2 separate regions of the Homo sapiens genome follow, and region 2 is linked to region 1. The links are chromatin loops, found by intact Hi-C in ENCODE. Cell type or tissue: spleen. All regions are shown on one strand. Links, peaks and the distances in the headings refer to the core of each region. The heading gives the core; the rest is flanking DNA. Region 1 overlaps NIPA1 (NIPA magnesium transporter 1). Region 2 overlaps CYFIP1 (cytoplasmic FMR1 interacting protein 1).

Region 1 (12,609 bases), core at 1-8,000:
CCACCCGCCCCTCCCCACATACCTTTCCTGGTGTACCCTGCCCACTCTATCTCCACCTCAGCACTTCACTCCCTCCAGCGTGAAGCTCTGTGAGAACAAAGACCTGGCATCTCTTAAGTTTAGATTCCTCATATAGCCCTGTTTATATATCTTTTGACATAATTTCTTTTCTTTTCTTTTTTTTTTTTTTGGAGACGGAGTCTCGCTCTGTCACCCAGGCTGGAGTGCAGTGGCGCGATCTCAGCTCACTGCGAGCTCCGCCATTCTTCTGCCTCAGCCTCCTGAGTAGCCGGGGACTACAGGCGCCTGCCACCATGCCCGGCTAATTTTTTTTGTATTTTTAGTAGAGATGGGATTTCATCATGTTAGCCAGGATGGTCTTGATCTCCTGACCTCGTGATCCGCCCACCTCGCCCTTCCAAAGTGCTGGGATTACAGGCGTGAGCCACCATGCCCGTCCTTTTTTTATTTTGATAAATACACTAAAAACTACTATCTACGTGATTACAACAGACTTAAAGTATAGATTTCACTTTAAGTAGACCACCCTGTGTTGCTTACCAACAAGTTTAGGCAGGTTCCAGCACAAAACTGCCTCCACATCAGTTTGCTGGTTTACATGTCCACACTCGCTGGTTTGCATGTCCATACTCGCTGGTTTGCATGTCCACACTCCCTGGTTTTCATATCCACACTCGCTGGTTTTCTCGTCCACACTCACTGGTTTTGTCCACACTCGGTGGTCTGCATGTCCACACTCGCTGGTTTTCTTGTCCACACTCACTGGTTTTCTTGTCCACACTGGCTGGTTTGCATGTCCACACCCTGGTTTGCATGTCCACACCCTGGTTTGCAAGTCCACACTCGCTGGTTTGCATGTTAACACCTAGTTTGCATGTCCACACTCACTGGTTTTCTTGTCCACACTCGCTGGTTTTCTTGTCCACACTCTCTGGTTTGCATGTCCACACTTGCTGGTTTGCATAGCCAGCAGTTCCCAGCCCTCTCAGGTCCATTTGTGATGTTGGAATGGATTTCATGGAAAACACAACCTCCTTATACACACAAGTTCAAACCATCAATTTAATGCCCTAACTGTAATATAAAGGAGAAATACCAGGACAATACTTTAAAACAAAACATCCCTTTCAATATGTAAATGCTCAGGTCCCACTATAAGAGAAGACCTATTGAAGCTGGCCGACCCCACACCTTGTGAGGAGTGGTTGAGAATCTGGTAGCTGCAGATATAGACTGACGTGGGGGTGTAATGTTATTGACTGGGACACTTGAGGTCTTGCTATCAACAAAATGATCCTCAGATGGAGCATAACTCTTAATGAAGTTTTGATCAAAGAACAATCCTCCCTCAATTTACATGGAAGTGACATGTCTGAAGAATTCAGCATATATTAAATCCATGCAAAAATTACTTTGTTTCATACATAAAATAGTTTCTAGGCTCTGATTATTATAGGCATATTTTTCAGTTACAAGTCCGAGGAGACATTCAGCAGTTGTGACGAGAATGGGATGATTTTTGATGGGGGTGGGGGTTGCTGTCTGCACATGCCTCTGCCCACTGGATGCAGCCCCCAATCATTGCAAAACCCACAAACACCCCCACAGCTTAAAGTCCTCCCTCCTGTCCCCTGCCTTACCCCTGCCCCCTGGATTCCCAGGTGCTTTTTTGAAACCTCGGAGCATCTCCATTCACTTGTATTGTTAAGAGAATGTTTCTAGGCCGGGCACAGTGGCTCACGCCTGTAATCCCAACACTTTGGGAGGCCGAGGACGGCGGATCACCTAAGGTCAGGAGTTCGAGACCAGCCTGGCCAACATGGCGAAACCCCGTCTCTGCTAAAAATATAATAGCCAGGCGTGGTGGCGGGTGCTTATGTATTCCCAGCTACTCAGGAGGCTGAAGCAGGAGAATCGCTTGAACCTGGGAGGTGGAGGTTGCAGTGAGCAGAGATCGTGCTATTGCAATCCAGCCTGGGCAACAAAGAGCAAAACTCCATCTCAAAAAAACAAAACAAACAACAAGAAAAAAAGAGAATGGTTCCAATAGAGGACCATGTAAACATTTAGGAGCTGTAAATGGTTTTTTTTTTTTTTTTTTTTTTTTTTTTGAGACGGACTCTTGCTCTGTCGCCCAGGCTGGAGTGCAGTGGTGTGATCTCGGCTCACTGCAACCTCTGCCTCCCGGGTTCAAGCGATTCTCCTGCCTCAGCCTCCTGAGTAGCTGGGATTACTGGTGCATGCCACCACGCCTAGCTAATTTTTTGTATTTTTAGTGGAGAACAGGGTTTCACCAAGTTAGCCAGGATGGTATTGATCTCCTGATCGGCCCACCTCGGCCTCCCAAAGTGCTGGGATTACAGGTGTGAGCCATTGTGCCCTTCTGTAAATTTTTTTTTTTTTTTCTGAGATGGAGTCTTGCTCTGTCACCCAGGCTGGAGTACAGTGGTTTGATCTCGGCTCACTGCAACCTCCACCCCCTAGGTTCAAGTGATTCTCCTGCCTCAGCCTCCCAAGTAGCTGGGATTACAGGCGCGCTGTAATTTTTGTACTTTTAGTAGAGACGGGGTTTCACCATCTTGGCCAGGCTGGTCTTGAACTCCTGACCTCATGATCCACCTGCCTTGGCCCCCCAAAGTGCTGGGATTACAGGCATGAGCCACCGCGTCTGGCTAACCCGGCTGTAAATGTTTTAACAGTGAAAATGATGGGAATACTTTTGTGGAATGAAATCAGTGGGTCTGGTAAATTCAAGCCAGAGCCCACATGCTCCCCAGGGCTGTGCCGCAGTAGAGGCCGGTGGCGGGTGGCGGGTGGGGGCCCGGGTGCTGCCCCAGTCCACCTCCTGGGTTGCGGCTGCTAGGCGGTGGCTCCGGGTGACTGTGTGCTGTCTGTGTTCCAGTGTTTGTGGGCTACCTGTGCATCGTGCTGCTCATGCTGCTGCTGCTCATCTTCTGGATCGCGCCGGCCCATGGGCCCACCAACATCATGGTCTACATCAGCATCTGCTCCTTGCTGGGCAGTTTCACCGTGCCTTCCACCAAGGGCATCGGGCTGGCGGCCCAAGACATCTTGCATAACAACCCGTCCAGTCAGAGAGCCCTCTGCCTGTGCCTGGTACTCCTGGCCGTGCTCGGCTGCAGCATCATCGTCCAGTTCAGGTACATCAACAAGGCGCTGGAGTGCTTCGACTCCTCGGTGTTCGGGGCCATCTACTACGTCGTGTTTACCACGCTGGTCCTGCTGGCCTCAGCCATCCTCTTCCGGGAGTGGAGCAACGTGGGCCTGGTGGACTTCTTGGGGATGGCCTGTGGATTCACGACCGTCTCCGTGGGGATTGTCCTTATACAGGTGTTCAAAGAGTTCAATTTCAACCTTGGGGAGATGAACAAATCTAATATGAAAACAGACTAGATTGCAATAGGAGCTTGGATGGTTCGAGGAATAGGCATTGGAGGTGGTTTCTGGCCGTGATTGGATGTGAAGTAGAAGAGGTCCTCGATCATGGTGTTAGAATTGACTGGATAGTAACAGGTGGTCTGGTGGATAGCGGGGAGCATGGCTCAGCACCAGAGCAGAGGCCCAGCCAGCCCTCTGCAGCCCAAACGTCCCCAACGGTTGCCTGGCACCATCTCTCTCTGATGAGACGAATCTCATTTTCATTTCCATTAACCTGGAAGCTTTCATGAATATTCTCTTCTTTTAAAACATTTTAACATTATTTAAACAGAAAAAGATGGGCTCTTTCTGGTTAGTTGTTACATGATAGCAGAGATATTTTTACTTAGATTACTTTGGGAATGAGAGATTGTTGTCTTGAACTCTGGCACTGTACAGTGAATGTGTCTGTAGTTGTGTTAGTTTGCATTAAGCATGTATAACATTCAAGTATGTCATCCAAATAAGAGGCATATACATTGAATTGTTTTTAATCCTCTGACAAGTTGACTCTTCGACCCCCACCCCCACCCAAGACATTTTAATAGTAAATAGAGAGAGAGAGAAGAGTTAATGAACATGAGGTAGTGTTCCACTGGCAGGATGACTTTTCAATAGCTCAAATCAATTTCAGTGCCTTTATCACTTGAATTATTAACTTAATTTGACTCTTAATGTGTATATGTTCTTAGATTAGAATAATGCAACTTCGAGTATGCTTTAATATTTCAATATTCAAGTTACAAATGTATAAGGCAGTTAGAAATAATACAGTCACATGTCACTTAATGATAGGGAAACATTCTGAGAAATGCATTGTAAGGTGACTTTATTGTGTGAACATCATGGAGTGCACTTATACAAACCTAGATGGGACACCTATGACCCACCCAGGCCAGATGGTACAGCCTGTTGCTCCTGGGCCACACACCTGTACAGCATGTGACCGCACTGAATACCGCAGGCAATTGTAACACAGTGGTGAGTATTTGTGTTTACAAACATAGGAAAGGTACAGTAAAACTATGGTATTACAATGTTATGGGACCACCGTCATGTAAGTGGTATGTCTTTGACAGAAACATGGTTACGTGGTTCATGACTGTATATTCACTGGAAGATAGTCAAGACTAAAGACACATTAGAGCAAATTGACCCCTTTAACATGTGATTATTGTCCAATTAAAGACAGTTGATTTAAGTAGCATGAGGTATTATTTTATTTGTATTCGATCTGTGTTACCTGGGATCCAGTATCAAATATATCCACATTCTTTATCAGCAAGCATTCATGGCCATTCAGAAGAAATAAATTAGGTAACTTGATAATAAGGCTAAGTGGGAGAGTACCTGTTCAATAGCTCATATATCGAGTACCCTGTCATACAGGAACAAGTTAAAGGACACAATTGAGGTTAGGCTAGCTTCTACAAATTGCAATATGCAGTTTTTGAAAGATTTTCTAACAAAAAGCCAATAAATGTAGCCATCTCCTTGTTGTTTGCAATGGCAGAGCATCCTAGAGTTCCTCAGCTAACCTCTCATTATGTGTCTTAAATGCAAAAGAGCCATTAATTATGCCAGTATTTGAATCAAAGAGGTCATTCTCTGTCTATAGTGTTCCCATCCATGTGTTCCAAATGGGAGCATAGCATGAAGTGATGCACATATTTCACCACGGTATCATGTACTTCATGGCCAGTGTTTTATCTCAGCAGGGAACTACGCCAAGTTGAAAGATGGGGTTGGGTAAAGTAGATTAGGTGAAGTAGAACATAAAATTGAATAGTACCCAATTAAAGTTCCTCAGTAAGAAAAAAAATGTGTTTTTGTAGGCAAAAAGAACATTTCTAAAGTCTCAAGGAATAGCTTCCTAAAGTGTTGAGTAAAGAGGCTAAATAAAATGAGACTAGTTTAATATAGAGAGAAAAATACCTTTATGGAGTAAACGTGTACATGATGATCATGGGTTGTCAGTGATTTGTGAACTGAGAGCAGCAACAACATTATTTTTTAAAAATCTTAAATCCTCTCAATGGATGGTTAACAAATGCTCAAAGTCCATTACTCTTTTTATTGGCTCTTGCAGGTTTTGTGTTTTATCATCAGTGCTTTTAGAAATGCAGGCCTTAACTTACTGAACTGAACTTTCTGAAAACGTAATGTAGCAGTATCAATATACTTTTGGGCATAAAAATAGTTTCCTAGGTAAGGGGTGTGAGATATTCAAAGAATACATGTGGCTAACAAGTGTAATGAGAAAGTTCATGTGTCACATGAAAATGATCATGTTTGTGTTGCTACAGCTTTTGTGGGAAATTTAGTTTAAAGGCAGCTCTTGGTGTACCTTAGTATATTTTAATCCACAATTATACCATTGATACTGAGAGGTGATACCCGATGATCTTCTCTATAATATTCTTAGAGTAAAACAAAATCTCAAAAGTATTAATAGCTCTTCTACCCTTGAAGGTGACTGGTCCTGGGACAGTTAGAATCTTTCAGGTTTACCTCTGTTCAGCAGATACTTCAGTAGGATACATAGCTTTTCTTCCAGTGAAACAAAGTTCATATCATCCATTGTTTTTCAAGCACGTGACACCAGCCTCAAAGTAAATGACATGACCAGTGGTTGAACAGTCTAATTTTCAAATTTAATATAGAGCATATAACTTCTGATTTGATAGTATTTATTTTAAAAAATTATGTTTTCATCATTCATTTGAAAATGAAAAAGCCCCAAAGTGAGAACTTTGGGGGAGGGCCTAGAACATGGATAGATCTCTTAGTGGTCTTTCCAAAAGTACATGTACTTGAAATATTTTCATTATCATACTATTCTTTGAAAAAAAAGATGCTTACTGTATACTTGTTTTCAAGCATCCTCTAAAATCAAAGGTTTTGATCACAATATGCAGATTTCTCTTGATAGATACTTAAATAGGCTATTTCTCTCCTCTTCTTGGGCAATGCCTTGTTTTCTCCTCTGAATATTTGCATTTGAAAGGATTGCTTCCTGTTCTGCTCATTGATCAAAGGTAGGGCCAATTAAGGATTCTAACCCTAACCCAGCACCACAAAGCCCCCCTGGAGCATCTTCCCGGCTGGCAGGACCATGCCATCTCTGTGGAGAAGGTGCTGGGGAGGGAAGTCCTTCCAGTGCCACATGGAGTGAGGCCCTGCCCATGCTGGGGACTTTGGGGAGGAATTTGGTATTCTGGTGGCCTTGCTCAGCTCTCATTGAGATCTTTTCCTATCAGAATGTTAGTGAATATACTTCGCAGCTCTTTGTTCAGCAATAAGGAATATTCTTTCAATTCCTGCTCTTCAAGCCAATTTACTACACCCAGTTGTCTTTCCAGAAGTTCATCCCAGCGGTAATATGTTGGTGTTTGTTCTTCTTTGGATTTCACATCTGTTTTCTGGTAGAAGTGAGCACTGTTCACTTGTGCAGTCGTCTTATTTTCCTTCTTCCTAGATGACTCAGCTCTTTGTAAATGTTGTGCTCAACTTCTAGGGGCCAGTTCTAGACTTTGGAGATGCAGTGTCTCCCAGGTGTGCACGGACACCTGGTCCGTGGAAACAGGTGTGATGGGCACAGGCTGCTGCCCTTCTGTCTGGTCGGGGGATTCCTCTTCTTCAAGCTGCTCAGCTAACCCAGAAGAGGGGAGAGAGTACTCCGGTGGTTCCCAGAGCCCCTCCCGTTGTGCCGCTTCGACCTGACACCTGCTCGATGCTGACTTAGGCTTCCTGCCACCAAGCAGGAAACTAGAAAGAGAACATTTCAGTGTAAGGTCTGTTCCCGACAGCATGGATTAGCTTCCGTGTTCTGAAGTTGTTCTTTTCATGGTGTCTGACACCGAGGGCGTTGTTCGTCCATCAGGCGGGATTGGATGGAGTCTTGGTGTTTTGCCTTCTCAGGGACCAAAAATGTATCATTGACTCCTTAACAGTGACCTTCCTCCCAAGGACATATCCGTGTTCATTTTTCATAGGTTTTACTCATATTCATAGGTAGATTCTGTTAATGTGAGTTGGAAAGAAAAGACCAATTTGTACACCAGTCACACCACAAGACAGTTTATCATATAAAATACCTCAATTTTTTGTATTCCTCATTTCCACCTCACAATTGTACTGGTGATGAATTTTAAGGGTCTGTCCTTTAGCTTATAGGTGATGTTTCACATCTGGCCAGATTCTTATACCTCCATTGTATACTTGAAAAGGTTCAGAATTACAGGAACAGCAGTGAGAATTTGGCCCACTACCACGACTCATTTGTTTCATTCACATTCCTCACGTGCAACAACATAATTATATTTTAAGAAAATGTAACTTTGTTACATCAAAATATGTTGTCTAGTAAAAAGTTGATATTCAGTAGAACAAGGATCATGTAAATAAACATCTATTTCACATGTACCCAAAAGCATTTAAAAAGCAGAATCCAGGGCCCAGAGCATGAGCCAGGGAGGAGGATGTTTTTCTTCTTTTCTCTATTTTTCCCTAAATTGTGCAAACATAGGTGAGTCTCTTAACCTTTCTGTGCCTCAGTTTTTCTACCTCTAAAGGGGTGGGATGGTTCTTCAAATTGTTTCTAAAACACCGGCACTTTCAGCAGTGTTCTGGTGGCCTGAGATGAGAGCACCGTGTTCAGAAGTGCCTGGGAGTGGCACAGTGGAAACTCCGCTTGCACGGACCATGGAGTCTGCTCAGGACCATGCTGTAGGACACACAGCCTCATGCGCTGAGAAAGCAAAGGAAGTGCTGGGTGTAAAGTTTGCATGATTCCATGAAGCTTTAGTTTTCCTTTTTTTGTTTTAAAAGAAAGGGTTTTATATGTTCTATTGTAAAATATGGAAATTAAACAGGGACTTCAGAAAGCCGCACAGAAAGATCACCTTCCGATGGTGTGATGTGCTCCTGACATTCGGCCGAGGTCTGTATTCTGAAAAAGATTTAATGGCCTGTGAAACACGTGGATTCTGTTGCACTGGATTTGTAATAAATGACGCTGAACTTCCTGCTTCCAAGCAGCTCAACCCTGATGCTGAACTGACACCAGGCGAATGTCAGGGCTCCCAAACCACTAGTGCCAAAGGGTCATGTTGAAAAGTTCAGAATATTTATTTGTCAGAATATAATAATTGCCCCCCACCTTAGTATTTTTGCACTTTACAGAAATTTAGATACTGTTTTTCAGTGGCTTGAGCGTTTTGCCTTTTCAAAGGATAACTATTATTTTCTTGAAAATGGAATATAATCATGAGAGGAAGAAGATGTAAAAAATGTCAAATGTTGATTGGTTGTGTAAAAGTTTTGTCATAGACATGTATTGGGGAGCTTCCAATTAGCATACATAGACACATGTGTCAGTGGCCAAGACCTGCTTATATTTTGCTTTATAGATGTAGTCATAGCATGTTGTTATTGCCTCATGTAAATAAAAAGGCTATTAAGTTTTCCAGTAATATTTATTAATCTGTATGTGTTTTAAAATAAAATAACTTATTTCTAGCTGAACATTTGTTGATTTTTTTTTTTCCCTTTACTTGAAATGCTTATGTAGTCTCAGGTTCCAGATCATCCCAGTTCCTCCCATTTTTCCTATTCTCTTTTTAGAAATGAGTAGCCTAGGCTGGGTGCAGTGGCTCATGCCTGTAATCGCAGCACTTTAGGGGGCTGAGGCGGGTGGGACACTTGAGGCCAGGAGTTTGAGACCAGCCTGGTCAACATGGTAAAACCCCATCTCTACTAAAAAATAACAAAAATTAGACAGGCATGGTGGTGCACATCTGTAGTCCCAGGTACTCAGCAGGCTGAAGCAGGAGAATCACTTGAACTTGGGAGGCAGAGGTTGCAGTGACCGAGATCACAGCACTGCACTCCAGCCTGGACAACAGAGCGAGACTCCATCTCAAAAAAAAAAAAGACAGAAATGACTAGCCTCTAGATCTCTATAACAATGTAGAAAATGTCTACCTGTGGGCCAGGTGTGGTGGCTCACACCTGTAATCCCAGTGCTTTGGGAGGCTGAGGCGGGCGGATCACCTGAGGTCGGGAGTTTGAGAGTAGCCTGACCAACATGGAGAAACCCTGTCTCTGCTAAAAATACAAAATTAGCCAGAGGTGGTGGTGCATGCCTGTAATCCCAGCTACTCAGGAGGCCGAGGCAGGAGAATCACTTGAACCTGAGAGGCAGAGGTTGCAGTGAGCCGAGATCACACCATTGCACTCCAGCCTGGGCAACAAGAGCAAAACTCCGTCTCAAAAACAAAACAAAACAAAACAAAAAAGGCCAGGTGCGGTGGCTCACGCCTATAATCCCAGCACTTCAGGAGGCCAAGGCAGGCAGATCACGAGGTCAGGAGTTCGAGACCAGCCTGGCCAACATGGTGAAACCCCGTCTCTACTAAAAATACAAAAATTAGTTGTGCGTGGTGGTGTGTGCCTGTAATCCCAGCTACTCCAGAGGCTGAGGCAGGAGAATCACTTAAACCCGGGAGGTGGAGGTTGCAGGGAGCCGAGATCGTGCCACTGCACTCTAGCCTGGACGACAAGAGCGAAACTCCGTCTTGGAAAAAAAAAGAAAAAGAAAAAGAAACCGTCTACCTGTGCATCTACCTTAGGGAGCAAATCCATGATGTATGCAGAAATTCCCTGTCCTGCGACTGTCTCTTGATCCAATGAAGTGATAGTATTAAATAAAACCAGCTCTATTTTAATATGTTAGTACCTTTGACATGTTTTTGAGTTGTATAACATATCATTTTACATTTTTAGCCCATAGAAAATGAGACAATTATAACGCATTTTCATACTTCAAGCATCATTAGAAATCTTGTTGCTGATCTTCTTTAGTGTCCTATAATTTTCTTTGTTTTGGTTTTTTTTTTTTTTTTTGAGAGACAGGGTCTCACTCTCTTACAGTCATAGCTCACTGCAGCCTCAAACTGCTGGGCTCAAGCGACCCTCCTGCGTCAGCCTCCCCGGTAGCTAGGACTACAGGCCTGTGCCTCCACACCTGGGTAATTTTTTAATTTTTTTGTAGAGACAGGGTCTAGTTATGTTGCTCAGACTGGTGTCCTATAAGTTATTTTATCAAATGAGAAAAAATGAGTAAGATTTTTTTCTTAGTCTCTATCCCAAAAGATTTAATTATTCACATTTTGATCAAAGTATACTTATACAGAAAACAAGAACAAACATTTTATGAAATCACCAAATGCATCTATGGATAACTCCAGATAGGTTTTTGGGGCTGTGAAGTGTATTAATGCCAAATTCTGCTGTCATTGAACAAAAGCTTGCATTGGTTGGTTACTACTATAGAGTAGTTTGTGCTGGCTGCTAGCCAAGCCTTCCCTGCAAGGGACTTGTTCTAGAATTTCTGTGTTGCTTAGTTACATCCATCCCATCCATCTGATGACCCTTCGTTTTGACATTGTCAGCATGTTTGTTGTAGTATTAGTCACACTTACTTGTTCACCATTAGTTTGAATCTCACATGATAGTTTTAAAAAGGTTTTTAGTTGGAGAGGTGAGACACAGACAAGAAACAGATATAAAAGATCTAGGTACCTCTGCAGCCAGGCACAGTGGCTCACGCCTGTAATCCCAGCACTTTCGGAGGCCAAGGCCGGTGGATTACCTGAGGTCAGGGGTTTGAGACCAGCCTGACCAACATGGAGAAACCCCCGTCTCTACTAAAAATACATAATTAGCTGAGCGTGGTGGTGCACGCCTGTAATCCCAGCTATTCGGGAGGCTGAGGCAGGAGAATTGCTTGAACCCGGGAGGCAGAGGTTGCGGTGAGCTGAGATCACGCCACTGCACTCCAGCCTGGGCAGCAAGAGCGAAACTCCGTCTAAAAAAAAAAAGATCTAGGTACCTCTCTATTACCAGTCCAAAGAGGACAGGATTCATTCCAGCCGAGCACATGAGAAAGAGGTGTGGAACTGGATGGTGGCAAGCAGGACAGCGGTGGTGGTGACCAAGTAAACATAATGAGTGTGAAAATCACTGAGATGATGGACCAGAGGGTGGAGAGAAGGTCAGACCAGGTTGCTCATCTATAACACTGAATCTGTTTTATTTTTGACAAAGACATTGGGGGGATCCCAGCATCTTCTCCTTCCCTTAATTTGGCATACTTATTGTGTTAGTTTTTTATTACGGCTCTTCACAAGTTACATACCTTGTAGCTTAAAACAACACACGCGTATCATCTTACAATTCTGGAGGTTAGAAGTTCCACACAAGCTTTGCTGGGCTAAAATCAAGGTGCAGACAGGATTACTTCCCTCTGGAGGCTCCTGGGAAGAGTCTCATCCCTGCTCTTTTGGTTTCTAGAGGCCGCCTTTGTATCTTGCCTCGTGGCTCCTTCCTCCATCTTTGAAGCCAGCAATGTCATCTCTCTCGCCACTCATCCATCATCATAGCTTACTCTCTGACTCTGACACTCCTGTCACCCTCTTGGAAGGACCTTCATGACTGCTTTGGGCCCACATGGACAATCCAGGGTCAGCTCCCTCTCTCAAGATCCTTAGTTGCCTCTGCAGAGCCCCTTTTGCCATGGAAGGTGGCACAGTCACAGGTTACAAGGTGAGGACGTGGATATCTTTGGGCTTTCTGCTTACCACATCCACTTACCATTTTACCAAGTGAGGCAGTTCACAAAAGCCAACTCCTGGCTTTTAATCACTATCCCACTGTTCTACCTCAATTCACCTTGAGTTATTCCTATATTTTTCAGAAAGTTTCTCCCTGCTCACCCCCAACAAATGTTTTGGAAAATGCCCTACTACATTTGTAGGTCATTGATGGCCTTGAATAAACCAAATAATATTAATTGAAAAGTATTCATATAATAGAAATGCTTTAAAATGGCAGGGAATTATTGGGGAACCTGCCCCGATAGTCACGTAGGTTCTTTTCTATTTTCCCTAAGCATCAGCCGGTTTGAGAAATAAAGGGACAGAGTACAAAAGGGAGAAATTTTAAAGCTGGGCGTCCGGGGGAGACATCACATGTTAGTAGGTTTTGTGATGCCCCCCAAGCCACAAAACCAGCAAGTTTTTATTAGGGACTTTCAAAAGGGGAGGGAGTGTGCGAATAGGTGTGGGTCACAGACATCAAGTACTTTAC
Region 2 (12,609 bases), core at 2,470-10,469, 59 kb after region 1:
AGTTCAGGAAAAGTCACCCATGAAAGGAATATTCCTGTATTAAATATTTAAAATTCATAATGAGAGATTATACTTAAAGAGATGCTTCCTAACATCTGGTTTTTAACAATTCACAATTATTTGGGGAACATGTCCTTAGAGCAGGGCCACCCTGGACACTGGCTTCTTGCTGGTCTGAGACACTGGTGGGTTCTCCATCTTGTACCCCTCACACTCACAGTGGTGAGGGGAGCATGGGAGGAGATGCTACTTGGGGTCCCCACCGAGCCTGTGGGTGGCCAGGACAATGAAGGCCTGGGGCTGCTGCAGTCCCTCTTTGAAACCACCAGGAGAGGGTCTGCCTAGGCGTGCAGGCATAGAGGGAGCCGAAGATGCAGGTCTGATGGAGGCTGTCAGCTCCCAGGCGTGTCACGCCTGACCTCGGACTCCCCTGACATGTGAGCCAACACATTCTCTTTCACCGCACAGGCTGGTGTGAGGCGGCTGGTCCAGAGGCTCAGTCCCCAGAGGCCTGGCAGTCTGACAGCAATGCCCTGAGCTGTGTACAGACCACCCTCTCCCTGTTCTTCCCAAACACAACTCTGCCTTTGCAAAGCTACCAGAGACCTAAAGACAAGAGACTGCTTTGGGAAACAACATAGGAAAGGCCTCCCCAGGCAGCTCTGGAGACGAAGTGCCATTCCCATGCACAAGCCAATACGCTTCGCCAGGGTATGTGGTGAACCAATCCCCAAACAGGGCAGAGCAGAGAGCCCTGGGGAGGGAACATGCTGAAGAAGAAGGAGCAAGGCAGGGAACGCGGCAAGTGGGGACTCGAGAGTCATGTTAGAGCAACGATGAGCAAGACAATGTGCTATGATGTCAGAGACAGATGCCTGGACCAGCGAGATGTGGCAGAAAGCCAGGAGACAGGCCGGTGTGCCCATGAAAAGCTGGCAGATGGCAGGGGACACCACTGGTCAGCAACGGGAGGAGGAGCCCTTCAGCCACTAGAGGAGGGACAAATGGGTCTCCACAGAGAGAAAGAAGCTTCCTCTGCCTCTCACATTATACACAAAGACCAACTCCAGAAGGATTACAAACTTCCATGCAGAAGGCAAAGCTTCAAATCTTTAGATGACAATGTAAAGGAATGTCTTCATGACCCCAAGGCAGGGAAAACATCTTCAAAAAGATACTGAAAGTTCCATGTGCAGATGGTAGATTAAAAAAAAAAAAAAGTGCTAATCATTAAAAAAAAAAAGGCTACATCCAAATTAAGAGCATTTTATCAAAAATCACCACTATCAGAGTGAAAAGGTAAGCCACAAATGGGAGAAGAATTTACGATATGTGCAGCACATAAAGAGTCTACACAGAATGAGCTGTAGAAAAATAGGCAAAAGAGGCCGGGCGCAGTGGCTCACGCCTGTAATCCCAGCACTTTGGGAGACCAAGGCGGGTGGATCACAAAGTCAGGAGTTGGAGACCAGCCTGGCTAACACGGTGAAACCCCGTCTCTACTAAAAATACAAAAAATTAGCTGGGCGTGGTGGTGGGCGCCTGTAGTCCCAGCTACTTCTGAGGCGGAGGCAGGAGAATGGCGTGAACCCGGGAGGCGGAGCTTGCAGTGAGCCAACATCACGCCACTGCACTCCAGCCGGGGTGACAGAGCAAGACTCCGTCTCAAAAAAAAAAAAAAAGAAAAAGAAAATAGGCCGAAGAACTCAATGGGGCATTTCACAGGAAAAGAAACAAGAAGACGCAACGAACGAAGAGATGCCCACCTCGTTAGTCACGATGGAAGGCAGGAGAGGGCTACCTGAGATTCCATTTCCCACTGGCTTTCCCAGCCCAGGAGGTTATAAACTGAGCTGCTGTGATGTACAGGACAGAGGGACAGCCAGACAGCACCACAAAAAGGCGGCCAGTCGAAAACACGAGGCGTCCACTGTGCCACGTCCTAAGAGGGGGTGGGCTCCCGGGGGCTCCCCTTTCATGCTGGCCACTCGTGCTGTCCACCATGGGGCACGTGCAGCCATTCAGATTTAAATCAGTGATAATTCAGTAACATTTAGCACTCAGTTCCTCAGTCACACTGAGCCACACTTCAACTGCTCAGCGGCCTCAGGCATACAGAGGGCCCTCCTGCGCAGCAATGCCTTATACCTTACAGGCACACCAAATATGTTCATTTAGATGTTGAAAACATCACATAATATAACAGTTTTATGACGTTAACACAGAAAAACATTCTTGAGACAGTGAACTACAGTACATTTTTGTTTTTCAATTGAAGGGAACAAATTCAAACTAAAGTCTCAACAGCCACAAAAAAAAAAAAATGATGCACAGCTGTTGCCACACCCCCACTAAAGAACCCGCCAAAGAAAGCCCTCCCCTGGCCGGTGGGGTGGGGTGGGGTGGGCTGGGGCGGGGAGGGGCGGCGTTGGGGGGCCACTCACCAGGCTCTGCTCGATGAGCAGGCAGAAGAGGATGGCGTTCCCCACCTCCCGCAGGTTCTGGAAGCACACCGTCTTCAGCTCTGCGTACTCCACGATGTCCTTCAGCTGGTGGTGGAAGAACTCCAGGATACCTACGGTGGCGGGAGTGAGGTGGGGTTGGGGGACTGGAGGGGGCCGGGCCCTAGCAGCCTGGGTCCACAGCCAGGAGCACCTGCCGTTCTGACACCGCCATCAAGCCTGGCTATAAGGACAGCCACAACGTCCCATCCCCAGCATCTTCCCTGCAGCGGTGGTTTATTCGCCACCTGGGCACGTTCTCCACACACCATGTGACCCCGGGCCTTGGCTCTGAAGCCTCTTTTCAACTCAACCTCATATCTTTAGGGAAGGCTATGATGATAGGAAACGTCACCACATGACAAGAACAAAGACTGCACCACATCCCCAGTGGGGGCAGACAAGGTATTTGACAAAATGCAATCTCTCTTCGCAGGCATGGAAGGGGCCGCACCTAATCTGAGAAAGGGCATCTAGGAAGCCTGCAGCTAACTAACAGCACGCCCAACGGGAGGCCGCACACCAGGCCAGCTCCAGAGCAAGGCAGGCGTCTCAACGGCATCCCGGACAGCGGAATAAGGCACAAAAAGACGCAAGGTGCAAATATGGGACAGAAGGCCAACGTTTCCCAGCCAATCTACAGCTTCAACTCCAGCCCAGACAGAAACCGGCAGCTGACCGCACAATGAACGTGGCATCAGGAGGGGCCTAAACTACCCTGGGAAGAGCAAAGCGGGAGGCTCAGCAGACCTTAAACCCTTGTCCCAGCAGGTCTTGCCCGAGTGCCCCTTCCCCAAGGACCAGCGGCCCGACACGGCCCCTCTGCTCCTCCCAGCTCTCAGCACCGCTGCAGGGACTCAGCCCCACTTGGCGGGGGTGGGGGCGGGGACGCTCATGCACCTGTGTCATTCCCAGCAAGCTTTCCCTGTACCACACTGGGAAATGGCTCCCTCCTCAACATCTGAAATTTCCATCTCTAGTCACGACATAAGCATTGGTTTTAATCATCCCAGCATTCCTCCTCTACTTTCTGACAATAAACTGAAAACAGATTCTCTTGAGCCAGGGCCGTGCTGATGGCTACTTCCCCATGGTGGCTGAGGGGGACACCTTATCGTCTCCTCAAACACCAGCAACAGCCCTGGGGAGTTGCCAAAAAGCAAAAAGTCCTGAGCCACGTGTTCAAGAGCTCAGCCACGCTGACTGACTGCCCATCAGGACAGTGCCTCGTCGGTCACCCACGTGCAGGCTCAAGTCGCTTTACAACACAAGGCTAGTGTTCAACTGTCCAGCTTTCAAGAAAACTCGGCCAGGTAAGAGACTAAAAGCAGTTTTGTTACGTGACAAAGGTCCCTGTCATACAATTTTATGAGACAATGCTTTCTGAGATCACTAAAGCTATTTATTTGCATTGCCCCAAACCAACCCACAGCAAGTCACGTGGGCCTGTCCCTAAGAGCACACCTGCCTGAGGGCCCTGCAGCTGGACCTGCAGATGGATGGGACGGCCTGGGGGCAGGGGCAGGCCTTGCACCATCTCGGTGGGCCTGTCTCTGAGCCTCAAGTCCCTATAGGCCCAGCAGGGCAGCAGGACCCAGCAGTCGGCTCTCTCGCCTCATTGGGTGGCAATTCTTTCGTAGGGGTGCCCGAGAGCGTGGTGTTCAGGGGTCTCTTGTCTCAACTCTTGCAGGCTGACCTCTGCTTCCTCGCCTGCAGACAGTGACCCCAACACACCTCTTCCTGGTTGTAAGGTGCATTTGTCTGTCTACTGCCTCTTCCCACATGGCAAATCTAATCCTTCTCAAGAATTTCTGACTTGAATTCCTTTCTGACCTCTCCACAGACAGCACTGTGAGCTCCACACGCCCGCACTCACCAGGAGAGCCGTACTCGTGCCGGGGCAGGCGGCAGATCTTGGGCATCACCTCCATCAGCGTCTTCACGTACTGCAGGATTGTGCCTTGCAGCTGCCGGGGAGATGAGACGGGCTGCGTCAGCCACCCCACTCCGCTCTGCTAACGCCTGTGGCCGGCGCATACCCTGAAACAAGTCTGTTAGCAAAGAGCTCGGTAACCAGCAAGGCTGCAGGATCGTCTGGCTGGGGAATAAAATCCACCCCGGGAGAGAGAGCAACCATCACCAGGTGGCTTCCCATGACTGAATTCATGTTCTGAAACTGGACTCCTCTTTCAAGATGAAAGTGGTCCCGGGGTGCCACAATGAGGGGAGAGCTTTGTCGCCAGGTGTCTCCTATGGGGATGCACCCCAGCATCGTGAGCACTGCCAGCTCCAGGGTCCCCCAGGACGCTGTCTGTGCTCCTGGGTGCGGCCCCAGGCTCAGCTGTGGTGAGGTCAGCAATCCTAACACCCTCCAAGCTGCCACATGTTTTGGGACAGAGTCCCCAGCGGGTCCTGGAAGGACCTGTTTGGGTCACGGGCTGATGGCTGTGCCAAGTGACCAAACTCTTACATGGTCTCAAGTCACAGAAGATTAAAATAATAAAAAGGATGAAAAATTATAAAAAGTAAGTTATGTCTAGAAAACTAAATCCAGGCTGGCCAAGGTGGCTCACGCCTGTAACCCCAGCACTTTGGGAGGCCAAGATGGGCAGATCTCTGGAGCCCAGGAGTTCAAGGACAGCCTGAGCAACATAGCAAGACCCCCTCTCTACACATACAAATAAAAACTCTGCGTATCAGTTAAAATAACCTGGACCCATTCTCTTGAGTTTGAAAAGATGAGGGAAGTATCAAACTATATATGGTCAGAAATGTTTGAAGCCTAATTGAACGAATCCAGCTGTTGGAGAATCACAGTCCAGGCAGAGAAGACCCTCTGGCATGGGTGCCCCAGGGAATCCAGGCTGTGTGAAAGAAGCATGTCCAGGGAACACTCACCAGGCTCTTGACGACCTTCAGCAGCTCCTCCATGACCACGGCGATACCCTGGTAGCCGAGAAGCCGGCAGATGACTTGAAAGTGTGGAGGTCCCACGAAGTTCCGGTAGCTGCCGTAAATGCTGGAGTAGGCCAAGTTCAAAGCCTGGAAAACAGGGCACAGAGCTCTCAGCATGGTCCCCGCACACATGTGCAGATGAAGAACTGTGTGAGAAGATCACTCAACACACACAGGCTCAGGTGAGCGGGTCTGAGTCTACTGACTTGTAAAATCTACTGCCCTTAACTGGTACAGTTACAAAACCTACTTAGCCTGCCACCAAAAAGAAACCTGCTAAAATAGAAAAGAAAAGAAAACCATTTGGTGTTTCAACATTTGTTGAATAGCCGACTCGCTAGAAGCCATTTTGAAGTCTAGAATGAGAAATGAATACGACCCAGAGTTTCCCCCTGCCTCCCAGTCTCCCAGCAGGATGCCCAAGGTCGGACCCTGAAGGGGCCGGGGGAGCTGCCTTCTCAGGATGCACAGGGCACCCCCGGAGCCGGGAGAGAGACCCCTGTGGAGTGGGAAGGCGAGGAAGGTAGTTAGGGTGTGTATTAGTCCGTTTTCACACTGCTATAGAGAAATACCCAAGACTGCATAATTTATTTTAAAAAAAAGCAGGTTTAGGCCAGGCGCGGCGACTCACACCTGTAATCCCAGCCCTTTGGGAGGCCGAGGTGGGCAGATCACAAGGTCAGGAGATGGAGACCATCCTGGCTAACACGGTGAAACCCCGTCTCTACTAAATATACAAAAAATTAGCCGGGCGTGGTGGCAGGTGCCTGTAGTCCCAGCTACTCGGGAGGCTGAGGCAGGAGAATGGCATGAACCTGGGATGTGGAGCTTGCAGTGAGCCGAGATCGCGCCACTGCACTCCAGCCCGGGTGACAGAACGAGACTTCATCTCAAAAAAAAAAAAAAAAAAAAAGGCAGGTTTAACTGACTCACAGTTCCACATGGCTGGGGAGGCCTCAGAAAACTTACAGTTATGCAGAAGGTAAAGGGGAAGCAAGCACCTTCTTCACAAGAAGGCAGGAAAGATAAGAGAGAACAAAAGGCGAAGCCCCTTATAAAACCATCAGATCTCGTGAGAACTCACTCACTATCACAAGAACAGCATGTGGAAAACTGCCCCCATGAACCAGTCAACTCCCACCAGCTCCCACCCTTGACATGTGGGCATAATGGGGATTACAAGTGGAGATGAGATTTGGGTGGGGGACACAGCCAAACCTTATCATTCTGCCCCTGGCCCCTCCCAAATCTCAATCATGCTTTCCCAACAGTGCCCCAAAGTCTTAACTCATTCCAGCATTAATTCAAAAGTCCAAGTCCAAAGTCTCATCTGAGACAAGTCAAGTCCCTTCCACCTATGAGCCTATATAATAAAAAACAAGTTAGTTACTTCCTAGATACAATAGGGGTACAGGCATTGGATAAATGCTCCCATTGCAAATGGGAGAGACTGGCCAAAACAAAGGGGCTCCAGGCCCCATGGAAGCCCAAAGTCCAGTGGGGCAGTCATTAAATCTTAAAGCTTTAAAATAATCTCCTTTGACTCCGTGTCTCTCATCCAGGTCACACTGATGTAAGATGTGGGCTCCCACAGTCTTGGGCAGCTCCACCCTGTGGCTTTGCAGGGTACAGTCCCCCTCCTGGCTGTTTTCACAGGCTGGCATTGAGTGTCTGTGGCTTTTCCAGGTACACAGTACAAGCTGACTGGGGTCTGGAGGAGGGTGGCCCTCTTTTTACAGCTCCACTAGGCAGTATTCCAGTGGGGACTCTGTGTGTGGGGCTCCAACCCCCCATTTCCCTTCCTCACTGCCCTAGCAGAGGTTCTCCATGATGGCTCCACCCCCACAGCAAACCTCTGCATGGACATTCAGGCATTTCCACATGTCCTTTGAAATCTAGGTGGTCCAACACCACGCGGAAGCCACCAAGGCTTGGGGCTTGCACCCTCTGAAGCAACAGCCTGAGCTGTATGTTGGCCCCTTTTAGCGACCAGGAAGCAGGGATGCAGGGCACCAAGTCCTGAAGCTGCACGGGGATGGGGGGTGGGGTGGGGAGGTGGGGGAGGGGGAACCATAGGGGCAGGGCAGGCCCTGGGCCCAGCCAAGAAAACCATTTTTCCCTCCTAGGCCTCTGGGTTTATGATGGGAGGGGCTGCCTCGTACATGTCCTGGAGACATTTTCCCCATTGTCTTGGTGATTGACATTCAAAATTTCTGCAGCCAGCTTGAATTCCTCTCCAGAAAATGGGTTTTTCTTTTCCATCACATCCTCAGGCTGCAAATTTTCCAAACTTTTATACTCTGCTTCCCTTTTAAACAAACTCCAATTTCAGATCTCTCTCAAGTTCAATGTACCACGTATCTCTAGGGCGGGGCAAAATGCTGCTAGTCTCTTGGCTAAAGTGTAGTAAAAGTGACCTTTGCTCCAGTTCCCAACAAGCTCCTCAATTCCATCTGAGACCACCTTAGTTAGCCTGCACTTTATTGTCCATAGCACCATCAGCATTTTGGTCAAAACCATTCAACAGGCAGGGCGTGGTGGCTCACGCCTGTAATCCTAGCACGTTGGGAGGCCGAGGTGGGTGGATCACAAGGTCAGGAGTTTGAGAACAGCCTGGCCAACACGGTGAAACTCTGTCTCTACTAAAAATACAAAAAAATTAACTGGGCATGGTGGTGGGCACCTGTAATCCCAGCTACTTGGGAGGCTGAGGCAGGAGAATTATTTGAACCTGGGAGGCGGAGGTTGCAGTGAGCTGAGATTGCGCCATTGCACTCCAGCCTGGGCAACAGGGTGAGACTCCATTTCAAAAAACAAACAAACAAACAAAAAACATTCAACAAGTCTCTAGAGAGTTCCAAACTTTCCCACATCTTCCCGCCTTCTTTGGAGCCCTCCGAACTGTTCCAACCTCTGCCTGTTACCCAGTTCCAAAGTCACTTCCACATTTTCAGGTATCTTTATAGCAGTACTCCACTCTACCAGTACCAATTTACTGTATTAGTCCATTTTCACCCTGCTAAAAATAAATACCTGAGACTGGATAATTTATAAAGGAAAGAGGTTTAACTGACTCATAGTTCCACATGGCTGGGGAGGCCTCAGAAAACTTCAATCATGGCGGAAGGTGAAGGGGGAGCAGGCACCTTCTTCACAAGGTGGCAGGAATGAGAAGAGAGAGCAAGGGGGAAGAACCCCTTATAAAACCATCAGATCTCGTGAGAACTCACTATCATGAGAACATCGTCACCCCCATGATCCAATCACCTCCCACCAGGTCCCTCCCTTGACTCATGGGGGTTATGAGGATTACAATTTCAGATGAGATTTGGGTGTGGACATAGAGCCAAAACATATCAAGGTGGTTCCTGCAGAAGGACACCCCTCAGCTTGTCTAAGGACACGGGTGCAGATAGCAGGAGACCCCTACTGTGAGTATTCAGTGCTATAAATTTCCCTCTCAGCACTTTAGCTGTATACCAAATAAATCAAATAAATAAATCGAATAATCAAATCAAATAAATCACTTCTTTAGCTGTATATATCAAATCTTGATATATTTACATTTCATTCAATTCAATGTATTTTTAAATTTCTCTTGAGATTTCCTCTTCAACCCAAGGATTATTTAAAAGTGTGCTAATTTCCGAGCATATAGAGATTTTCTGGTTATCTTTTTATTATTGGTTTCTGGTTTGAGTTCATTGTAGTTGGAGAACACTCTCCATAGGATTTCAGTTCTTTAAATTTTGTTGAGGTGAGTTTTATGGCCCAGCGTATGGTCTATCTTGGTGAATGTTTCATGGGAATCTGAAAAACGTATATATTCTGCTGTTGTGGGGTAGAGGAACCTACACACGTCAGTTAGATCCTGTTGGTCGATGGTGGTGTTCAGTTCTTTTCTACTGTTGCTGATTTTGTGTCTACTTGTTCTGTCAATTACTAAAATGAGAGTTGAAGTCCCCAACTGTAACTGTGGGATTGTTCACTTCTCCTTTACTTCTATTAGTCTTTCCTTCAAGTACAGAAGCCTTGTTGTTTGACGCATAAACATCTAGCATTGCTATGTTTTCTTCGTGGTGGTTTGACTTATTATTATGTAATCTCCCTGGCAATATTCTTTGCTCTGAAGTTGATTTTATCTTATATTAATACAGCCACTCCTGCTTTCTTCAGCCTCCGCCTGATCTGTCTGCTTCCATTACTGATCCTGCTTTGTACCCCTTTGCTGGAATAAACTGCAGCTGTAAGACTCTGAGTTATGTGAGTCCTTCTAGTGAATTATCAGATGTGTAGAGGGTCATGAGACCCCCCAAAACAAAGAGCCAAAACTGATTACAGTGACGAGATTAGACAACACTGAAGGACAGAAACCCCACCCAGTGTCTGTCCCAGGCCCAAGCCCTGCGGCCCGCTGCAACCTTGAAGAAACCATCTACACATCTTCGCCCACACCCCCTCCTCCCAGCCTCTCCTCAGAGCAGCACCCTGGGCTTTATGTGCTGGGATTCTGTGTAATATTTTTGGTTGATAACAGGTTCAATGTTTGAAAAGAAGAACACGAAAGTCATCAGTGAAATCTAATGACCTCATGTTACAAGTGAGAGAATTCATTCTCAGACCCGCCCTGACTGGCTCAGGATGACAGCTGTCAGAGGAGGCATCACTCAATGAACACATGGTCCCAGGCCTCTGGCCCCCTGCCCAGTGTCCGGTTTCCCAGTAGACTAAGCTCACCCCAAAGATGACACATCCGAGAGACAACACAGCTAGGGTAACAAACAGCAGATGTGACTTAACTACTCAGGGGAGTGGGAGGAGGCACTACTTCTGGGGAAGGGCACCGTCACAAACACTGTGCTGTAAAAGACTTAAGCTCAGAAGAGGAAGCACTCTGGATGTCCAGTCACACAGCTCAGTTCAAGACAGACTCTGCTGCCCGTGCCTGATACAGTCTCCAGCCTTGTTCGACAAGCAGAGAAGGTGGGTCACAGCACACAGAGCCGGCTCTGGACTCGCCAGTCGTGCAACTTGGGTGCTCTAACTTTCACGACACTCTGAGCCTTCATCTGTGAAATGGGGACAATCTTACTTATGAGATAAAGAATACTAGTTAATGTGCTCAAAAGGGTGTCTTACTGAGAAGCAGGCATGCTGTAAGTGGTGACATGACCAAGAACGAAAAAGATAACATTGCATAAATGGGTCCCTCATCTAAGTTTATTTTATTCCTGCAAGATACCAGCCCTAGTTCACTATTCATAAAAAAAGCACTAATCTGTTTTTTGAGTGGATTCCTGTGTATTCCATAATCACACAGATATACACTGTGACTCATACTGCAGCAGAAGCAAGTGCACGTGGCATATGTGAGTGCTTGTGAGTACAAGGGCTGTCTGCTGTGAGCACATGACTCAGCTCAGACATCATCTCTTTTAGTATCCAGCCTCTTCTTGAGTGGGTGGTGGTCAACATCAGTGTCACTTGTATATGTCTAAATAATCTAATAGAAAATTACTGGTTTAGGACTAGGCACGGTGGCTCACGGCTACATCCCAGCACTTTGGGAGGCCCAGGCAGGAGATCTGATTGAGCTCAGGAGTTCGCGACCAGCCTGTGCAACATGGTGAAATCCCATCTCTACAAAAAACACAAAAATTAGCCAGATGTGGTGGTGCATGCCTGTAGTCCCAGCCACTTGGGAGGCTGAGGCAGGAGGATTGCTTGAGCCTGGGAGGCGGAGGTTTCAGTGAACTGTGATTGCGCCACTGCAATCCAGCAATGGGTGACAAAGCAAAAACCCTGTCTCAAAAAAAAAAAAAATTACTGGTTTATGGCCAGGCACAGTGGCTCACGCCTTTATCCCAGCACTTTGGGAGGCTGAAGCAGGTGGATCATTTGAGGTCAGGAGTTCGAGACCAGCCTGGCTAACATGGTGAAACCCTGTCTCGACTAAAAATACAAAAATTGGCCAGGCGTGGTGGCACACTCCTGTAATCCCAGCTACTCGGGAGGCTGAGGCACACGAATCACTGGAATCACAATAATCACTGGAGGTTGCAGTGAGGCAAGATCACACCACTGTACTCCAGCCTAGGGGACAGACTCTGTCTCAAAAAAAAAAAACACACAAAAAAAACAAAAAACAAAAAGAAAAACCATGTACTAGCTTAGGTTTTAACAAAAACGACACAAACAGTTTCTGAAACGGAGGCAGAAATCTCTTACAGTGAGGTTCAAGTTCAGTTGCAAATAGTTGAATTTAAAAAAAAATCAAATTCACATCATCAAATCTTTCTTTCTCTCCAAAAGAGCATCAGCTTTGCAAATGCCTCCAAGTGCCCATTCCCTGGAGCCATCCCTGAGGTGGTGCCCATGCACACAGGGCAGCAGGGTGCTCTGGCAGTGTAGGGGCTGACTCAAGGCAAATGTGCACCCCGCACCACCACCCTGGAACAGCGCGCTCATGTTGGCATCTTAATGGAAGCAACAGTGCCTCCCTGCACTCCTGGGAGAAAATCCTGGAGAATAAAAACGTGTGTCAAGAGCCTTTAACACCACAAAGGGCACACAGACACACTGGGCAGCAAAGATGTCACCACAGTGCTATCCTGGGATCTCAAAAACCAACCCCACGAGGCCCCTTCCAGGACTCGATCCATCAGAACCGCAGGTGCACGGCCCCACGCAGTCGGGTCGCCTGCCTACCCCCCGCCTGCCTCCCTCGCTTCCACAGCCATCCTCTCCAGATGGGGGTGACAGAGGAGCCTCTCTGCCCAGTGCCCTCTGCGCACAAATGCCTCTCTATCAGGGAGTGACAAAAACCTACTTTATTGTTATGCCTAAAACAGGGATTAAAAATTTCAAAGTCAAGAGAAGCCCAGAGCAAATCTTTTAGTTCACAGAGACCCAAGAAATTATTCTCACTCGCCAAACTTTCTAGTCCTATCTTCTAAAATAACATTTCCTTCAGTTCTAAAGGTAAAACACTACATTTTACTTTCAGAAGCAGAAGCCTCAGAACACTTACTCTAATCCTTTAAAGAAACATCCTTTTGAGTATAACTAATTATTGCATAAAAGTCAGCTTCAACTGGGCACCACCATTGGCTCATGCCTGTAATTCCAACACTTCGGGAGGCCAAGGTGGGCG

Evidence for each region. A loop is a pair of places that touch in the nucleus more often than their neighbours do. Peaks named below come from ENCODE experiments on the same cell type or tissue, not always from the same donor. Only the 100,000 strongest peaks of a DNase experiment are listed, where the experiment ranks them.
Region 2: it touches region 1 in a loop (6-fold over the local background); 5 of 110 quality-filtered maps call a loop at or near these places.

What each region holds. Positions count from the first base shown.
Region 1 is chr15:22,820,805-22,833,413 of GRCh38, forward strand. NIPA1 (NIPA magnesium transporter 1) reads left to right here. Exons shown (of 5, transcript NM_144599.5): 5 at 2,924-8,985. The coding sequence ends at 3,435. Among named protein-coding and RNA genes, the nearest start is that of NIPA2, 12 kb to the right of the region's middle. RefSeq lists an enhancer at 6,085-6,837. In spleen, for the core only: no CTCF peak of the experiment used is centred there; DNase peaks (open chromatin) are centred at 2,907, 3,077 and 7,108.
Region 2 is chr15:22,877,469-22,890,077 of GRCh38, forward strand. It overlaps CYFIP1 (cytoplasmic FMR1 interacting protein 1), which reads right to left. Exons shown (of 31, transcript NM_014608.6): 24 at 5,400-5,543; 25 at 4,378-4,468; 26 at 2,445-2,575. Among named protein-coding and RNA genes, the nearest start is that of NIPA2, 45 kb to the left of the region's middle. RefSeq lists an enhancer at 4,199-5,398. In spleen, for the core only: a CTCF peak has its summit at 7,083 (motif pointing left); no DNase peak of the experiment used is centred there.